2 separate regions of the Mus musculus genome follow, and region 2 is linked to region 1. Evidence: chromatin loops called from intact Hi-C (ENCODE). Cell type or tissue: left cerebral cortex. All regions are shown on one strand. Each heading gives the region's core, and the rest is flanking DNA. Links, peaks and the distances in the headings are about the cores only.

Region 1 (10,126 bases), core at 802-8,801:
CAGGAACTGGCACTATTAGTAGGTGTGGCCTTGTTGGAGTAGGTGTGTCACTGTGGGTGTGGGCTTTAAGACCCTCACCCTAGCTGCCTGGAAGGCAGTATTACAATAGCCTTCAGATGAAGATGTAGAACTCTCAGCTCCTCCTGCATCATGCCTGCCTGGATGCTGCCATGTTCCCACCTTGATGATCATGGACTGAACCTCTGATTCTGTAAGCCAGCCCCAGTTAAACGTTGTCCCTTGTAAAAGTTGCCTTGGTCATGGTGTCTGTTCACAGCAGTAAAACCATAACTAAGACAAAATAGTTGTTATCTGTTTACTGCTTCCTACCAATTCTAGTGATCTTGGCATCTGAAGCTTATTCTCTGATACATTTCCTCAGGAGTTTTGGAAGAATAATAAGTTATTTTTTTTAACATATACTTGAATGTCACAGATTGAGTATCTTAATGGGCCTTCTCTATTTTTTATCCCACATGAAATGATACAATTTAAAAAAAATGACTAAAATCTACATTTCACTGAAAGTCATGTGATGTGTAGTACATGATTTTTATCTTTTTTTCTTAAGGCCCCCAAAATTTACTATGTTGTGTCAACATAGTAAATACCATGGTTCAAGAGGTTCAATAGTTCGTTCGTTCGTTCGTTCGTTCGTTCGTTCGTTCCTTCCTTCCTTCCTTCCTTTCTTTTTGAACTCGGGACCTTCAAAAGAGCAGTCAGTGCTCTTACCCGCTGAGCCGTCTCACCATCTCTAGTCTCTTCTTTCAATCTGTACATTCAAACTTACTTTACTTCAGAAAAACCCTTAAGCTCTTGCATCCACTAGTCCTTTGGTGGTCTTGCTTGGTATTTCCTTTGGGCACAGCTCTTATCCATATATTGCGTCTTCTTTGCTTATAATCATTCGGTCTCAAGTATTATTTCTGCCTTGCTTTCTTCTGAAAATCTTCCGCGTATTTTCCCTTTTTATTTCTCATTATGCATTACCACTGTATTTATTTACTGGGTCCGCTGAAGTTAATTTTATGTCCATGTTTATATCTTGGGTTGTGATGTTCCTGAATTTTTCTCTTTCTCCTTTACGTGGTTCTTTCGTGGTTGGCATAACTCTCTTAAAGTATTTCTGTTCATCCCAATAATACATTATAATTTTCTTCCCTTTGGATTTTTGTTGTTGTGTTCTTACACTTTTTTTTTAAAGTCGGAGTCGGTCTTTCTGGCTTGCTGGCTTGCTTTCATTACTCACAGCCATGCTACGCTGTCTCCTATTCCTAGTCTCATAACTGCGTGTGAGAACCTGATCTCAGCCCTCACCAACATCTCACCCGATGCTGGAGACTGAACCCAGACGCTGACAAATGCTGGGGGAAAGCAAAGCTTAACCCAGTGCCTTTGGTTGGTCGTTTTCACTGTTTTCACTCTCCTTTCCTTTTCTTTCGTGGACTTTCGGAAGGAATCTTCACTCTGGAGCGCTTTACTAATGCCACAAAGTTACCCAGCTTGTTGTGTTTCCTGAGTTGCTAGATGCTATTCCATTCTCTTTGGACACAAAGTGTTACAGTCAAAAAGCCTAATGGCGGCCGGGGGAGGGGCTGGGGATAGGACTGAGCAAGTAAAGCTAGACATCCTTAATCTCATCCAGTAAGCTGTCCTCTGACCCCTGCTGTGACAGCTGTGGCTACCTGGCCCACCAGTGTCTGGAGATTCTACTGTCTCTACCCACCAGGGCAGAAACACTGGGATTACAGACTCAGCTTCTCACATCTGTGCAGCAACAGCTACAGCCACCTCCCCAGCCCATGACATTTAGCATCATTTTTTGTTTTGGTTTGTTTGTTTGGTTGTTTTTTTTTTTTTTTTTTTTTTTGGTATGCATTTAAAACATTTATATGTTGAAATTTATAATTTGTTAATTTCTTTATTTTTATACTAATAAACTCCCACCCCACCCCCAAATTCTAAGATCTGATAAACATTCACTTACGTCTCTATGTGTCCATTCTTTGGTCTATGAGTTCCTCCTTATTTTCTTCCTTCTTCCCTTCCTCCCCTCCCCTCTTCCTTCCTTTCTCTCTTTTTTTTTTGGAGACAGAGTCTTACTATGTAGCCCTGGCAGATTTGGAACTCACTATGTAGAGGAGGGAGGAAGAACCCAGGAGAGCTACAGCTCCCAAGTCACAGGGTCATCACATCCTCTAGTCTTTCCTTTACAGTTCTTTTCATTTTTGTCTACAAATACGTGATGGTTTTAATACGCTCAGCCCAGGGAGTGGTACTACTAGTATGTGTGGTCTTGTTGGAGTAGGTGTGTCACTGTGGGCATGGGCTTTAAGACCTTAGCTGCCTGGAAGGCAGTATTTTGCTAGCAGCCTTCAGATGAAGATGTAGAACTCTCAGCTTCTCCTGCACCATGCCCGCCCTGCTCTCACTTCGATGACCAGGTTAGCCTCAAGCTCACAGATATCTTTCCACCTGTCTCTGCCTCCCAAGTGTCCAATCAAAGGTGTGCACCACGAGACATGTAAAGGAGAAAACGTAGTGTCTTTTCCTCACCCATCACTGCTGCATGGCAGTGATCCCTATGATAGAAATAAATTAGAAAAAAAATCGAATTTATTTAACATGTTAAGCATAGGCTTTTGCATGATATGTGAGCTTTTAGAAATGAAGACATGAGGGAGTGGGGACATCTATGTATTTCTGTGGACAGCTGTGCAGAGCATGATGGGAGAACAGAGGGCTCTGATCTAAGGTATGCAACTCGGGGGCAGAGGAAACAGACTCAGAAAGACCTCTTTATTCAGATTCTCCTGGGCCACCTTGTATGATGTTGCTTCACCAAGGAGCAGTGGGGGTCTGCTTCAGGGGAGAAGGAGCAGGAAGAATTGCAGTTCTTATGGATCCTGCAGGAGAAGGGAACAGGAGGTACTCCCGTCAGAAAGACCTTCTTTCTGTATTCTGTTTTCAGCTCCCTTTAGTCTAAGATCCTCGGTGCTGCCAAGGTGCTGTGTTCCGCGGTGACACATGTTCCATGTCTCTCCAAGGTGAGATTTTAAAGGCCGTGTTCCCACATACTCTTCGATGGTTATCCAGATACTGTTACCCAAGCGCCCATGCGTTGGTGACATCACCTTTATCACACAGTGATAATCACGGCTGGTCTTGAACCTGTGGATCTCCTATCTCAGTCTCCCAAGTTGTGGGTTACAAGTATACGCTGTCATCTCTGAGGATTTACATGGCCTTCATCTATAGTCGGGGGGGGGGGGGCAAAGAAATGCGGTCATTATGTCTGCGATTCATGTTCTTACTGCGAAATGTGAAGCTAGAGAGAGCTGAGCCAAGTCTAAACTGGGGGCACGCACGTTGGGAAGAGGAAAGCATTAGTCCTAACTCCTCAGGGGCAGAGGGCTCTGAGCCGAGGGAAGACACTTAAGACGATAAATATCCCATCTCCCCCCCCCCCCCCAAATATTTGTGAGAGCAGCAGAAAGCTACAGCCGCACTTGTGGTAGGGGGAGGGGCACCCTCTTCTCTCCCCTCAAGTATCCAAGCTCAAGTATCCCAGAGCTGAGGCTCAGTTAGCTTGCCAGTGATGGCCCCGTGAAGAGCCAACCAGGCTGTGTGAAGAAGGCAGGCTCCGGTCTTTCACCTCCAGCAGAATATTTGATATTTATTGATCTCCCTTGGAGTAACAGGGTTAGTGAATTAGTGAAGATTGTCAAAGCTCCGGGGAGATAAACATGAAATGTGTGTGTGTTCTTTCTTCCAGATTAATCTATTGATTACGCCATGGAGCCGCCCCTTCCCACCTATATTTCAGTCTGACTGTTTTGCTTATCAGAATCATTTCTCTCATTGAGATTCGCTTCTCTTCAATTTTAAATTCAAGCCGTATCCTGGATTTGAAGGTTTCTTCCTCTTCTCCTCTCCCATAGACTATATAAACTCCAGGTTTCAGAAGGTTTGGGGCATGGCAGTAAAGAAACGTTTTCACCTTGTCTATCTCCTTCTCTGCTCCCCTGGGTATAGATTGTGGTTTACACAGCTGATCACGTTACCCGAAGGCTGGCCCCGGCATCAGTGCCCAGTCGGCTCCTGATTTGTTGGGAATCATGGGCTCCTTCTCCAGCTGCCCATCAGCCGATGTCAATATGTCATTGATACTTGTGTCTTTATGCCCAGTGCATGCCTGTCCTCTGACAGATCTGTAGGCTTCAAATGCATCCCTCTAAGTAGGAACATGTACCCTGGACCTTCAGCAAACAGGGCACAATTCCAGTCGTCGTCGTCTTCTTCTTCTTCTTCTTCTTCTTCTTCTTCTTCTTCTTCTTCTTCTTCTTCTTCTTCTTCTTCTTCCTCTTCCTCTTCCTCTTCCTCTTCCTCTTCCTCTTCCTCTTCCTCTTCCTCTTCCTCTTCCTCTTCCTCTTCCTCTTCTTCTTCTTCTTCTTCTTCTTCTTCTTCTTCTTCTTCTTATCTTTTAATTTCTAACTTATAAAACCTTTTCTTCTGAAATGCCAGGTCCCTTTAGATCTTAAGATGGCACCCTTTACTTCATCCCTTTGCATGGGCGCACATGTCTCGGGCATCTCTAGTACAGTGGCTTTGATTCTGTGGCCCCATTGAACTATGAAGCATAAGTCTCTTCTTAAGATCTTCAGATCTAATGAAGATGGAGAGCTTTCTAAAACGCCCACCATGTCAGAATAGGTGAAAGACCAGATTCTGGGGTCCAAGTTTTCTCACTGGGATAGGCTTGTTCAAGACTATGGGAAGACAGGAACAGGAACTAAGATGGAGAGAGAGAGAGAGACAGAGAGAGAGAGACAGAGAGAGAGACAGAGAGAGAAGAAAAGAGCCCAGTGCCTAGTGTGTCTAAGAAATTCTCATTAATAATTCTCTCTCACCAAGAGCCTACAGGCCACTGCTAAATTCAAATTGGTCCAAATGTTGCCTGCAGATGGTTGAGTTACGCATTATTGAGGTTAATTCCCAAGCAAGAAATCGGCGTGCTATGTGTTCTAACTATGGCCGTGTGCTCCTGCCTCAGTCAGGTTCTGTACCTTGGCAGATCTGAGGGCACACATAGCTTAGTTAGTGCCATTGAATTCATTTGCAAATAAATAAAAATAAATCTCTTGCTTACTTTTGCTGCATTCTAGCTGCAGAGACTAAAGACCAGAAAACTCCTGAATTATTATTTGATGTGTTGCTATTTTTAACCTACTGCTCTGTGACAAAGTCCCAAGTTGCTGGGTGGTGGTGGTGATGGGGTAGTGGTGTCAATTCACACTGAAGGAGAACAAAGATTCTGAGAGAGCTGACCCTTAAAAACAGCTCCGCAGGCTACTCATTTGTCACGGCTGTATCCCTCTCACCCCACCCTCTGGGGTTCCGATGTCACACTTACTTCCAGATTAATAGCCCAATTAGAAACCTATTGACTAAGGTTGTATTAAAGGCAATGACCCTTCACACTGTAAGCCGGGGCCTTTTAAAAATCGCCCTCACAACCAAAGGCAAGCAGAGGTGGCCTTCCCATTCTTGGATACACTCCGCCCCCTAGTGGTCACACACGCAGCAGCGGAGGGAGGGCTCCTTTGTTTTTCCAATTTTCCTCTAGGGACTTGAGCAGGAACAGGCCCGTCACTCTCTCACCCATCCTTTGAGATACCCAGCTCCCTTCACTGCTCCGAGAGACAATTCCTGGGAATTCTCCAGTGTTACTACTCCATGTTTTTGAAGTTAATTTAGCACATCCATCTTCCTGTATGTTTAAAAGTGCCGGGTGTGGCGGCCTGTGCCTGAAATCCTAGCACTTGGGAGGCGGAGGCAGGAGGATGGGAAGTTCGAGGATAGTTTGGGCTACCATGGTGATCTCGGAGAATCTCACTTCTCTACCTTCAAAAGAGCATAGTGTTTGTTTGTTTGTTTGGATTGATTGATTGATTGTGTTTGGCAGATTGCTAGGCTTAGATCTCCCAGAGGGAAAGAGCTTGGTGTGGGTGGGTCTCTCTGGGTTTTCTGGGGTGCATATGGAAGTAGGGGTCCATCAGTCTTGGTTTCCTATTTACAAGACAGGAGCGCCCCCTCCACCACCACCGCCCCCCCCCATACACTTCAGCAGTGGGTTTTATTTTTCTCTCACTTTCAGACTGTGGGACCAAGGACTGGAAGACCAGCCTTCCCTACGAAGAGGAAGGAGCATGGCGGGCAGGACTTCCTAACTGTCTAGGAGACCCTCTGTTCTCAGTGGGGGCTCACATGCAGTTCCCAGGGCTCTGCCTTAATCACCTGGGCCGGAATCTGTTTGTGGAGGCACAGCCGGGACAACACAAATGAACCCGCAGATGCCCGGCACAGACCTATGATCATGTGACTTTCCCACAAGTCAAGGAATATAAGCAGCCCCAAAGCTGTTAAAGGTAAAGGCCACATTCTCCCCTCCAGCCTCGGGAAGGACTTGGACTCCTCGTTCCTCGTTTTCAGTCTTTAAAATTCACTTTAGGACTTCGGATCTCCAACCCGGTGGGTGATAAATTGGCAAAGTCTGAGGTAAGTCATTATAGTCCCAGGAAACTAATAGAGAGTAAAAGACAGTTTGAGGAATCTTAAATCTGCATTTTTGATGGACTGCAGGTCCACTCTCAGGCACACTAAATTTTTGAGAACAGGAAGTATAGTGAAGATTGAAGATCTGCATTCCATCTGACTCTGGTGTTGTGAGTGGTCTATTGGGACTCAGTTTCCCCAGCTGTAAACAAAGGCAGCTGTGTGGGAAGGCACTTTGAAGGGCTCTTCTGCCTCTGGCTTTGGGAGAGTCTGAGAAACGGCGGAAAGAACAAACCTGGACCAAGAGGTCTCAGCCCTAGGGAATCACTCCTAAGAACATTAATTTCTCAGCTAATTTTCATATAGCACTTCCCATGTGCCAGGTCTCGCTCCAAGCATTTTATTTTTGTGAACTATCCGCAGGGCTATCTAGATACAGCAATCAGCCCAATGTGCAATTAATAATTAAATGCTTTAGGGAGAGGATTTCTAACAAGCCGGTTGTGTGCGTGTGGGGGGGAGTACCCGGGGTGGTACCATCTTCTGCTAATGAAGGGGGCAGACTCCCTGTCTCTGCGGTGAAAAGAAAAATGTCACAAACATTACATGCAGCCTGAGGGGTATGGATAGAAGGGGGAAAGGGGCTGCCGTTGCCAGGCAACCAGCTCATCACTAATCATGTGCATAAAAGCTGTGGGTCTCCTTTTCAGCACAGCTAGTGGGCCTTCCTCCTTGCCCCACCCCCTGCTGCTCCCTCCAGCTGCCCTTTGGGCTCTCATTCCAAGTAGATCCCAGACTGGCCTGGGTCCTCCTCCAGTCTCCCAGGCTTGGCTCTGTCACCAGGACACAAAAATGAGAAGAAAAGCCAGTTGATGGTCGACCCAGCTGAAGGAAGCCTGGCACCCGTCTTCTAGGACACCCTGTCCAGCACAGCTCTGAATGAGCCGTCACCCTGGAGGTTCACTTAGATTTGAGGAAAATCCTTTCTGACCCATGCGTTCAAGGGAGGCTCTTGCTATTTGCTGTGTGGATACTGAGCAAACACGAGGGTCCCTGGGCTGGCTTCTGATGTACTCAGTAAACATTGCCGCTGGATGCAGCCAACTGTCCAATTACAAAAGACTCAACACTCTTCCCCTGGGGGCTCTGTTGTCTTAAAGAGCCAGGACCCAGGGTGACCGAAGAGTTTGCATAGCACGCACCATACAGAGAGTTACTCACTCTGGGGGAAGTTCTGGTCCCATGGGGCCAAGCCATCTTTTGGAAGGCAATCACAGAAGACTGCTTCTGGACCACACAGGTCGGGGAGAGCCAGTTTTAGTAAAGGTGTTTGCATTCTGCTAAGATAACACGCGCTCTAGGAGAACTGAGGGGGGAGGGGGCGTTGCTGGGGGCTATGGAGGATGGGGACACTGAGATGTGTCACTTTGGGTTTGGAAGGTTATTTCAAAAGAGAAGTGGTTAAATACCCTGGCTGTTAAGTATATGTGCCAACTCTCTTACCTTCCACAGCTCCGAAGCTGGTGCTATTCCATTTGGGTCGCTCGCTCGCTTGAGGTTGGAAAAAAAAAAAAAAAAAAAAAAAAAAAAAAAAAGAACAGGTCTTCCTAGGGAATCCAGGAGGGGCTGGCCACACTCCTGAAAGGCTGAGGAGCATGTTCTGGTTCCTGAAGAATGGTTGACACGGGGACATAGCTCAGTAGCCATCCCAATGCCCTTCCCTCCCCTCGCCCACTCCTTCTCAGAAGTGCCCACGGCACATCTTGTACCCTGGAGCTTCTACCCCAGAGATCTGCATGGCTGGAGTCTGCATGGATGACCTACCTCTCTATCTAAAATAAGATCATGGCCTCATTTACTCTCTCCCTCTCTCCTGATTTTCATTTTCTTTTAACACCTGCCTGCCTTTCTTCCTTCCTTTCCCTCATCTCCTTCCCTCACATCTGTCTCTCTGCCTGGCCATCACAAGCCTGTACATGTGCTTTATATGTTTGTTGCTCATCTTGCTGACTCGACTGCGGGCTCCCTGCAGGCAGACTCTTGTCTGTCTCCTCATCTCCTGCATCCCCACTGCCCTGCTGTGCCTGCTGCTGGCAGCCACTGAATGGACAGTAGTTCCTGTGGCTCCCTGTCACCCTCGGAGGTTACAAGTCCCATCACTGAGAAGAAGTTGACGCAGGGATTCAAGAAGTTAGTCACGTCACATCCGCAGTCAGGAGCAGAGAGAGCCAAATGCACCCATCTTGCCTGCTGCCGCTTTTGCTCGGCTAGCTTTCTTCACTCTTAAAACACTGGGTTCTTTACACAGGGTGGGTAAGTGCCAGAGCGTCCTCACCTCCCTCTGGAGGTTAACTGCTGCCATGCCATTCTGGTTGACTCGTAGACATAGGTTATGTCTCTTCATATCCATATACACAATGCTCCCCACCCCCAGCCCCTTCTAATTGGGCCTCACGAAGGCCAAGCTGGCCTGGAACTTGCTATGAAGCAGAGGATGTCTTTGAACTTCTAGCTGTCCTGCCCCCACCTCCTAGATTCTGGGATTATAGGTGTGCACCATCATGCTCTTTTTGGGTGTGCTGGGGCTTGAACCCATGGCTTTGTGCATAGTAAGCATGCACTTTACCAACTGAGCTACAACTCCATCTCCCTCCTGTCTTTCTGTAAGTACTGTGTGCTGACTTGCCACTGCAAACACTCTATTTCTTCTATACCTTCTTGAATCCTTCATGTTTAGTATCTTGAAAATCATGGTATATGTGTTTACATAGAGCTTCCTCATACTCTTATGCAACAGAGTAATATCCCTGCCTGTGGATACAGCTTATTCCCTTGGGTGTAAGGCTGGCTTGCCTCTCACTGTTGTTATTATTTTAAAAGTACAGCAGAGCTGGAGATGTGGTCCACTTGGTAGTGTTTAACTACAATGCAGAAAGTCCTAGGTTCAATCCCCCAGCAAAACATAATAGCCTGGATGTCATGGCGATGCCTTCAATCCCAGTATTCAGGAGGCAGAGATGGGAGGATCCGAAGTTCAAAGTTAACCTCGGCTACTATCCTGGATCCATTCCTGTCGCTGTGATCAACACACCCTGACTGGCTTAGGGTTTCTATTGCTCCGAGGAAACACCATGACCAAGAGCAAGTTGAGGGGAAAGGAAAGGGTTTATTTGGCTTACATTTCCATGTTGCTGTTCATCACTGAAGGAAGTCAGGGCAGGAACTCAAACAGGGGAGGAACCTGGATGCAGGAGCTGATGCAGAGGCCATGGAGGGGTGCTGCTTACTGGCTTGCTCCATACATTTTGCTCTGCCTGCTTTCTTATAGAACTCACAACTCACCTGCCCAGGGTGGCACCACTCATAATGGGGTTGCCCCATCCCGCGCTCCCCCCCCCACCCCAACTAATCCCTAATTAAGAAAATGCCACACAGGCTTGCCTACAGCTTGACCATTTTCTTAACTGAGGTTCCCTCGTCTCTGCTGACTCTAGCTTGGGTCAAGTTGACCTAAAACTAGCCAGCCCGCTGACCCAAAGCAACATAGGGAAAGAGTGGGTCTCCTGTAGCT
Region 2 (10,126 bases), core at 778-8,777, 60 kb before region 1:
GAGGTGACTTACCAAACTCACACACGGTCCCCGCTGCTCGCCCCAGCACAGCAGCCGCGCTCGCCACCGGGAGCCCCCGGCACAGCTCCAACCACCGCCACCCACTCCGCTCTGCTCTCCCAGGCATTGGGGCCGAGGGCTCGGGACGGTCCCACCGGCTGGGGTGTGGGGCCCGGAGCGGTCCAAGCGGCCGCTGCCGCCGCGGGGCTGGAGGCGAACCGAGGAGCCGGACGGTCCGCGAGGGCACCCACGCCTCGGGAAAGGTTGAGGTAGCCCGGGAAACTCGGAGGGCTGAGAGGGCGGCGGCTGCAAGGCCGGCTCCTCCTCCGCGGCCCGCCCTCCTCGGCCGACACGCCGCCCCCTCAGCCCGCCGTCCGCCACTCCCGAGCGGACCGCGCGCGTCCCGAGCCCCGGCGAGGCGCGAGGCAGGAAGTCCCGCCTCCCCGTCCTACGTCATCAGCACCGCGCGCCGCCCAAGGTCCGAGCCGTTGGTGAGAGGAGCGGGCTGACGGTTACGCGGGTAGCTGTTGCCGCTGTGGGGGAAAAAAAAAAGTGAGGATGCCACTCTGGGACGTCCCTGTGGGCCGCACCGAAGCCCGCGAGCCCGGGGAACGGCAGATGTCACCTCACGCCCGACTCCCGGTGGGCTGAGGGACTCTGTGCCCTTGTCACACTTCCTTCTCGGAGGGCTTGGACGGTGCTCTTCGCCGCCACCTCTGTTCCCGCCCGCCTTGTCATCGTGCCTGCTGGGCGGATTTTCCGGGCTCTGGCACCCAGTCAGCCTGTGAGTGCGGAGTCGCCCCCAGCTTGCCACCAGGGAAGTCAGGTCAGGACCTCCTTCCTGCCCCAGGCCCATCCTGTAGGCCCGCCTGCTCTTAGGGGTAATATAACAGGGTGGGCTCCTGGTCTCCAGGCTGCAAACTAAATTGACACTTGGTGACAGCTTTGATAATATTTGTGACCTAAAAGCTAAGGTAAATTAGGCTTTTCGCGTTTCAGGGTGGGCGATGGGAGAAACATGCATCCCGTCTATACCCATGCTTGCTGAGTGCCTCCATACTGTGGCCTTGGATCGCCACAGTGCATTATGAAGCACAGCTTATCTTCACCTCTCATGAACATGCAGGAGATGACTAGATCCGGGCTCTGGGTAGAGTGGTAACTGAGCTGTCACCATTTTTTCTAGAAATGAGGGTGCATACTATTATGGGTAGGTTATATAAAGGAGGTATGTGGGAGACACATTCACGATCAGAATAGAGAAAGCAGAAGTCCTGTGTGTGTGAGAGACATTGACAGTAACAATTTGCTGAACAGTCCTATATCAAGTGCCGCAGCATTTTTATAGATTATCTTAATCCCTAGTTCTGTAAATTCAATTAGGCGTTACGGATTCCCCAGATCCTGAAATCAAATCAAATCATTTGTAACCAGTGGAAATATCCGTTAAAAAAATAAAATAAATTAAATAAAATAGAATCACTGGAAAGTGAGGAGAAGACTGGAGAGATGACTAACAACTGAAGAAAAACTTTATTTCTCAGAGAAGAGTAAATGCTAGATGAACATTTAAACCGTTAAAAATAGGAGAAAATCCGCAGTGGTGAGATGTCTCAGTGTTTAGAAGTGCTTGCTGCTTTCCCAAAGGACCCATATTAAGGTCCCTGAAGCCAGGTCCTGCTGCTCAAATTGGCCTGTAACTACAGCTCTCAGGATCTGATGCCTTTGGCCTCTGAGAACATCTGCACCAACTCACATAAAGACACAGATTAGTATAAATAGCAATATTTTTAAATAGAAAATCAAGGTGTATATATTAATAACCATTTGTCTTAGTGAGGGTTTCTATTCCTGGACAAAACATCACGACCAAGAAGCAAGTTGGGGAGGAAAGGGTTTAGTCAGCTTACACTTCCACCCTGCTGTTCATCACCAATGAAGCCAGGACTGGAACTCAAGCAGGTCAGGAAGCAGGAGCTGATGCAGAGGCCATGGAGGGATGTTCCTTACTGGCTTGCTCAGCCTGCTCTCTGATAGAACCAAGAGTACCAGCCCAGAAATGGCACCACCCACAAGGGGACCTACCCCTTGATCACTAATTGAGAAAATGCCTTACAGCTGGATCTCTGTGGAGGCACTTCCCCAACTGAAGCTCCTTTCTCTGTGATAACTCCAGCTGTGTCAAGTTGACACAAAACTAGCCAGTACACCTTGTGATTAGAAAGGCCTTATCCAAGTATGAAATAAACTACAATAACAAAAGTTGTAATGCATCCTCAAAAATTGAAAAAAGAACCATAGAAAAATATATTCATAACATTTGCAAAGGAAAAATATTCCCAACATACAGCTCTTAGAAAAATCACTTATAAATTTCAACACCTAAATAATAAAAATTGACAGAGAGGTGGCACGTGTTTGTAATCCCAGCACTCTAGTCACTGGGATAGGAGTTTGAGGTCATCTTGGGCATATAAGTAAGACTTTGACAAAAAGAGAAAATTGTCCAAATATGACATTCTCCAAGAAAAATACCCAATTAACAAATGAAAAGGTATCCACCTTCCAAACAGATCTTTTGCTGACCAGTATTAACAGGACTGTGGAAATACAATTCCTTTGTGACCACTAGTGTGAGGGCGATAATTGTACACCTGACTTAATATAAGCATTGTCCTCTGTCGCACTTAAAGGAAAAAAAAAAAGGATTCCTAAGGATATTGTTGACTCTCATGTTTCTATTACATACTCATGATGTATAATAGCACTAGAACAGAAGACAATTATGGTGTGTGTATACAATAGAATACTCTTGACCCATTAAAACATTCGATTGCATATGTCCATGGAATCTGGGTCATATTTGTCCAAAAGAAAAAGCAAAATACAGATCACAGTGTACAGAATATGAATGCATATATGATGGCAAATATGAGTACAAAATCTAAAAGAATATGAAGCTGCTTTTTATCTTTTGGATGTTTTAACCTTGTTTAAGTTTTTTTTAATTTGTGAATTTATTATTTTATGAAAGTGAGATCATGTTATGTTTTTTAATTATAAGATGTGCCAGGGAAAGAAGCAGCTGACTGCCGGCCTACACCAGTGTGCAACCTTGGGATCTTGGGATTTTTTGTTGTTGTATTGCCATAAATTCTACAAACTTGTAGACCTGACTACTGACTCACCACATATCTTGATTCTGACTTTTTTTCTTGAATGCCCTCCTGTATTCTCTATGTTCTTCATGATATTTTTCACCGTATCTTGTAATTCCCCCTACCCCTGGATTATTTTTGCTCTTTCTGTACATATATCTTTCTGGTATGTATTACACATTTCCTTTTTCTTATCTATCATTTGTTTATGTATTTGTAAACTCACAAACTATTCTAGTCCTAGTGCTAATAGAACTATGTTGAATTTAAAGAGATACTTGGGTTACTTATGCTAGTAATAACTAAAATGAAACAGAAACTGCCATGAGGCTGGAGAACTCACATTTGCCATTGTGTGTGAGACCCAGTGGAAGGCAAAGCAGGAGCTGACACAGAAGGAATAAAACATTCAAGTAACTCAGTACAGAACACATTGAATTTATGATCAAAACACTGACAGGGAACTCCAGGCACATACGGCTGTACTAATGAATTTCATCAATACCTTAGGTAAAGCGTTCCGGTGCTACCCTGTTTCAGAAAAACAGCAGTTTCATGAGTTCAACATAATCTTAGTACCAAAATATGCCAATAGTGTTTTATAAGAAAATCACAGACCAATATTCTTCATAAACATAGATGTTTAAATTCTTAAATATTGGCAAATCAAAGTTTGCAACATAGAAAATTAACATGACCACAGACGATGAAATGCAATACAGGACAAGAGTTCATAACATTTATGGAACAAAAATGAAAGCCATAGCCCCATAGATGCAGAAGAGTGTTTTACAAAATTCAAAACCCAAGGCCGGGCATGGTGGCACACGCCTTTAATCCCAGCACTTGGGAGGCAGAGGCAGGTGAATTTCTGAGTTCAAGGTCAGCCTGGGCTACAGAGTGAGTTCCAGGACAGCCAGGGCTACACAGAGAAACCCTGTCTCAAGAAAAAGAAAAAAAAAAAAAAAAAGTAAAACAAAATTCAAAACCCAAGGTTAAGTCACGGCAAGCTAAGAACAGAAGGGAACTCCCTCGAGGAGTTTGGTTATCTTTTGAAAACTTTGTGGTAAAATAGGAAATCGGATTGTGCTAAGATCAGGAATAGCATTAAGACAAAAGTTTCTATATCAGGTAAGGTAGCACTCACTGTAGTCTCAGCTACTTAGGAAAGCAAGGTGTGACAATGATTACTTGAGCCTTTGAGTTCAAGACCAGAGCAAGATCCTGTCTCAAAAAAGAAAAGAAAAATGTTTCCATGTTTATGCTGAGGACCTAGGAGACCCAGTAAATGTAATTAACCAAAAAGAAAGGCTATAGATTAGAAAATTCAGCTCCTGGTGTCAGAACTTGTTCCAAAGCTACAGTAAGATTGCGCCGAGAGATTACTCTGTGAATAAAGTGCCTTTTGTTGCAGAGGCATGAATCCAGCTCTGCACCACCCATGCAAACGCTCGGCACAGCAGCTCACAGCTGTCGTCCAAACGCTCATGGTTCTCAGGCAGATCCTGAGGCTCACGGAGCAGCAGACTAGACAAAACAGCCAGATTCAGATTTAGTGAAAGGCCCTCTCAAAAAATAAGATGGAAATGGGTAGAGGAAGACACCTAACATAAACCTCTGCTTTCTACACATGTGGGCACAGGCAAGCACAGGGAGAGATGCTCATGTGCACACGCGCGCGCGCACACACACACACACACACACCAGTACTGTTATAAATATAGATTGTGTAGATAAATGAAACATAATTGAAGAATTTAGAAATGTATATTTATAATCAGTTTATTTTCAGTAAGGAGGCTGAGATATGATAGGAGAAAGAATGAATAGTACTGGGAAAACTAGATATAAGGGAAATAGGGAACCTACCGTAATGCAGTTACAAGTGTTTTAAGATGAACCAGAGACAGACATGTTGCTTCCAGTGACATGTCTGGGTCCGTGGCCCTATCAAAGCTAGGGTCTGAGTTGATGTCAGAGGCCCTTGTTACCACCAAAGGCCATACAGCTCAGACAACAAAGGCCTAGTCTGCACTATCTGAGGCCAGGTTGATATCTGAGCACTGTGCTGAGCTGGCTCCACTCCTGTCTGCCATCACTGGAGGGTGAGCTTGCACCATCCCTCACAGGGCTACAGCATTTGGGAGAGCTGGCCCTGCACCTCTCCTTGGCAGCACAATAGAGCTGGCCCTGGTGTCATGGGGGTGAATGAGAGCCTGAGATCTGGCCATGCCCCTTCCCAGCTTCAACTCAGAGCAAGATAGCCAGGGCAGTGCTGGAGATCTTAACTGTGGTGGGGTAGATGCAGGAGAGCTGGTGGGCTGACCAATTCAGCTATTACCAAGGCCCAGATCCAGTGCTTTGAGCTGGCCCACGCCAACATCTACCCTATCTATGAACTGCTACAGCGTGGGAAGGGTCTGGTCCTGCAAATCCACAGCTTCAGGATCTCCATGACACAGGGTAACAACAGGGTATCAGAGAGGAGTCTCAGTGAGGATCCAACACTTATAATGTAGCAGAAGCCAAACCTCAAGCTAGACCCATGGCTCATTGGAATGATCATTTGCAAACAAAGGTGTGCGCAAAGGATATACTGCTTGACACACTGACACAATTGCAGCTTCCATGATATGTTTTTATTGTTTTTTTCCTTTGGAAAGGTGCAAGAGTGGAGGCCGTATACAAAGGGACAATGAGGTGAGTGGGTGAGGTGCATGAAGTGAAATTCACAAAGAATAAAAAGTTTAATTTTTTTTAAAAAAAAGACCTGGACCATATGAAATTCTGTCTCAAAAAAATGAACAAATGACCTAAGCCTTTAAATGATTAAGTAATAAATTTTATGAGTATCTTGATAAAGAATGTTCAATAATCTTTAGTGACAAGAAATGCAAGTTTAAACTATAGTGGATTCCGTTCCATTCCACACATGGAGGAGCTAAAGTCAATCCTGTATAACCCAAATGTCAGTTATTATATAAAGCAGCTGGGACTCGCACATCACTGGTGGTTACTGTAACATACGTTAAAAGCTGTTTTGCAGTTTCTTTAAAGTTAAACATCAATCTAACCTATGTGTGATCCATTAATCTCAGTTACTTGACTGAAGTGAAATTCAAGTTTGCAAGAAAACTACATGTTTAGAACAGCCTTATTCATAACAAAAAAATCGCCACATTACTATCAGAGGAACACAGATAAAATATGAAAATATAAAAATACATATAGTCTCACACTAGACAAGTCAGCAATAAAAGGAACATGCTTGTCAATATAACCAATAACATGGGCAAATCATTTTATAAACAGAAGAAGCTAGGCATAGCAAAGTACATGATATTTTGTTCCACTTGTACAGAATCCAAGAAAAAGAAGTCTTATATATTTCAAGGTGATTTTAAGACACAACAGCATGGTAAGAAAAAGAGTCTAAAGGCTCTGAATGATTAAGAGGTTCTATATTTTGTCTCAAGTAATTAAGATAATACTGTTGTTGAAATTCACAAACTGGGTAAGATATGTACATTTTATTCTATATTAACTATACCATAATAGTTTATATACTTAAAAGTATTGATAGACAAATCAAAACAACCCTGAGATTCCATCTCACACCAGTCAGAATGGCTAAGATCAAAAATTCAGGTGACAGCAGATGCTGGCGTGGATGTGGAGAAAGAGGAACACTCCTCCATTGTTGGTAGGATTGCAAGCTGGTACAACCACTCTGGAAATCAGTCTGGCGGTTCCTCAGAAAATTGGACATAGTACTACCAGAAGATCCAGCAATACCTCTCCTGGGCATATACCCAGAAGATGTTCCAACTGGTAATAAGGACACATGCTCTACTATGTTCACAGCAGCCTTATTTATAATAGCCAGAAGCTGGAAAGAACCCAGATGTACCTCAACAGAGAAATGGATACAGAAAATGTGGTACATTTACACAATGGAGTACTACTCAGCTATTAAAAACAATGAATTTATGAAATTCTTAGGCAAATGGATGTATCTGGAGGATATCATCCTGAGTGAGGTAACCCAATCACAAAAGAAGTCACTTGATATGCACTCACAGATAACTGGATATTAGCCCAGAAACTTAGAATACCCAAGATCCAAATTGCAAAACACAAGAAAATCAAGAAGAAGACCAAGGTGTGGATACTTCATTCCTCCTTAGAATAAGGAACAAAATACCCATGGAAGGAGTTACAGAGACAAAGTTTGGAGCTGAGTCAAAAGGATGGACCATCCAGAGACTGCCCCACCCAGGGATCCATCCCATAATCAGCCACCAAACACAGACACTATTGCATATGCCAGCAAGATTTTGCTGAAAGGATCCTGATATAGCTGTCTCTTGTGAGGCTATGCCAGTGCCTGGCAAATACAGAAGTGGATACTCACAGTCATCTATTGGATGGAACACAGGACCCCTAATGCAGAAGCTAGAGAAAGTACCCAAGGAGCTGAAGGAGTCTGCAACCCTATAGGTGGAACAACAATATGAACTAACCAGTACCCCCAGAGCTCATGTCTCTAGCAGCATATGTAGCAGAAGATGGCCTAGTCGGCCATCATTGGGAAGAGAGGCCCCTTGGTCTAGCAAACTTTATATGCCCCAGTACAGGGGAACACCAGGGCCAAGAAGTGGGAGTGGGTGGGTAGGGGAGCAGGGTAGGGGGAGGGTATAGGGGACTTTAGGGATAGCATTTGAAAAGTAAATGAAGAAAATATCTAATAAAAATTGAAAAAAAAGTATTGATAGAAATTATGCCTTCTCATTCACTTAAATACTAATGCCTACTAGGAAGATAACTCCCTTCCTGATATCAAGATACCCCAGAAATCTGATCAGCACTTAGGAAGTTGCTTAGTGTTCCTACTTTCAGGGGGAGTGAAGCACAAGTCAGCCTCCAGGATCAATAGGTAGAAATTCATGGCTTTTGTGAGATAGAAAATATCCATTTGAAAGAACAGTCTGATGAAAACACAAAGGAAATTATTTGAGAGAAGGAAAGAGACCAGCAAGAGGGGAGAAGAAGGCTGATAAGACAGCTTCACCAGTAAAGGCGTTTGTCACACAAGCTTGAGTCTGATCCAGTGAACCCACCTAAAGGGGATAGGAGAGAACAAACCCCACAAAGTTGTCCTCTAGCCTCCACATGTGTGCCATGCAAAATAACTATAGCCAGGTATGGTAGCACATGCCTTTAATGCCAGCACTGGGAAGCAGGTGGAGTTTGAGACCCTTCAAGGTCAGCCTGGTCTGCAGTCCAAGTTCCAGGACATTCAGAGTTATACTGAGAAATCCTCTATCTAAAACCGTGTGTGTGTGTGTGTGTGTGTGTGTGTATGTGTGTGTGTGCGTGCGCACGCGCAATATATATGTAATATATGTGTTTTACATATATATGAATTGTACTGAGTATATCCAAATTTTTTGTTGTTCTTTAATTGCATAGTATTTATATTATAGTAGGCATAAGTGTGTCATAACAAAAACTTGAAATGATCAAGAGTTTATTGTGCTATTGGGGGGGGTGTATTGTGGTGCATAATGAATTGGCCTGTTGCTTTTGGGCCACTAGTGAGGTAACATACAATGGCAAGGAATGCATAGTTCAGTGTTTCTCAACCAATGGGTCATGACCCCATTCATAGGGGTCTCCTAAGATAATCAGAAAAACACAGAAATTTATAAAAGTAGCAAAGTTAGACTTATGAAGTAGCAACAAAAATAATTTTATGGTTGGAAGCCACCACAACATGAGAAACTGTATTGAGTATTTGTAGCATTAGGAAGTTGTTGATAACCAGAATTGCTCAAGTTCATGGGTGAGAAGTGAAAGAGAACTAGGAAGGGATGGGCTGGGGTTCCACTACTCTCTTTTAAGGGCATACCTCCGACACTAAAGACTTCCCATTGGGCCCCATCTTGTAAAGGCTCTACTATCTCCCAAGGGTACAATACACTGTTTGCCAAGCGAACTTTCAGGAGAGCATTTAGGATCCAGATTATAACAATAAATAATATAGTTATAATTTTAAAGAATACAAGAGAGTATATATTATATACAATTACATTTTACAAAAGGGATATAAACACCTGTAAATTTTCTTATCCATAGAGCATCTGGGACTCAATCTCAGGTAGACAACATTACACACACACACACACACACACACACACACACATTGTATATGAGTACACTGTAGCTGTCTTCAGACACACCAGAAGAGGGCATCAGATCCCATTACAGGTGGTTGTGAGCCACCATGTGATGCTGGGAATTGAACTCAGGACCTCTGGAAGAGCAGTCAGTGCTCTTAACTGCTGAGCCATCTCTCCAGTCCTGGATAGCACTATATTAACCACAAGGAATAGATTCAAACTGCAGGAAAAAAATGAGTACCCAAACAATAATAAATGGGCTAGTGTACTATGATAGATCAATGAGGGAAATGCTATAAAATTAGAGACTTTGGTATTATCAATCAAAGTTCACATTACTAATTCATGGAAAAGGGAGCTCATGAAACATAATGACATTTTTACACGTTTAAATTTTAAATAAGAAGTGAGGATATTGGAGTGTTTGAGCAAAGCAGAGTGATTTGAGATAGAGGAATTCTTCCAACAGAGAGTAGGGATTGCAGTATCACTCTTCCCTTTTAATACCTTGTTGCTAAGAACAGAAATAATACATGGGGAATAGTTTGTATTTTGGAATGTCCAGGGGAAGTAGTTCTGTTGTATGTAGTTCGGTGGAGAATGAAGCCATTCAAATGTACACACACCTTCCCTTCATCTGTCTGCTCCTCTTTCCCTCTTTCTCTTTCATACCAATGCTTTCCCTGGGGTTCTCATTCATTTGTCCTCTTTCCCCCTGCCCCCCCCCACACACACACACTTTTCTCTCTTTTAGACCAGATTTCTCTGTTTTCATAACTGATACTT

The links. A loop is a pair of places that touch in the nucleus more often than their neighbours do. Peaks named below come from ENCODE experiments on the same cell type or tissue, not always from the same donor. Only the 100,000 strongest peaks of a DNase experiment are listed, where the experiment ranks them.
Region 2: it touches region 1 in a loop (2.3-fold over the local background); 3 of 42 quality-filtered maps call a loop at or near these places.

Annotation. Positions count from the first base shown.
Region 1 is chr10:94,619,218-94,629,343 of GRCm38, reverse strand. It overlaps Gm32898 (a long non-coding RNA gene), which reads left to right and starts at 5,640. Exons shown (of 5, transcript XR_001779842.1): 1 at 5,640-5,772; 2 at 6,158-6,428. In left cerebral cortex, for the core only: CTCF peaks have their summits at 5,365 and 5,568 (motif pointing left); DNase peaks (open chromatin) are centred at 5,571 and 7,474.
Region 2 is chr10:94,678,933-94,689,058 of GRCm38, reverse strand. It overlaps Cep83os (centrosomal protein 83, opposite strand), which reads left to right and starts at 446. Exons shown (of 3, transcript NR_015524.1): 1 at 446-826. Cep83 (centrosomal protein 83) reads right to left here and starts at 269. Exons shown (of 16, transcript NM_029852.2): 1 at 13-269. In left cerebral cortex, for the core only: no CTCF peak of the experiment used is centred there; DNase peaks (open chromatin) are centred at 1,128, 1,582, 2,005 and 4,618; H3K4me3 peaks cover 990 bases; H3K27ac peaks cover 1,011 bases.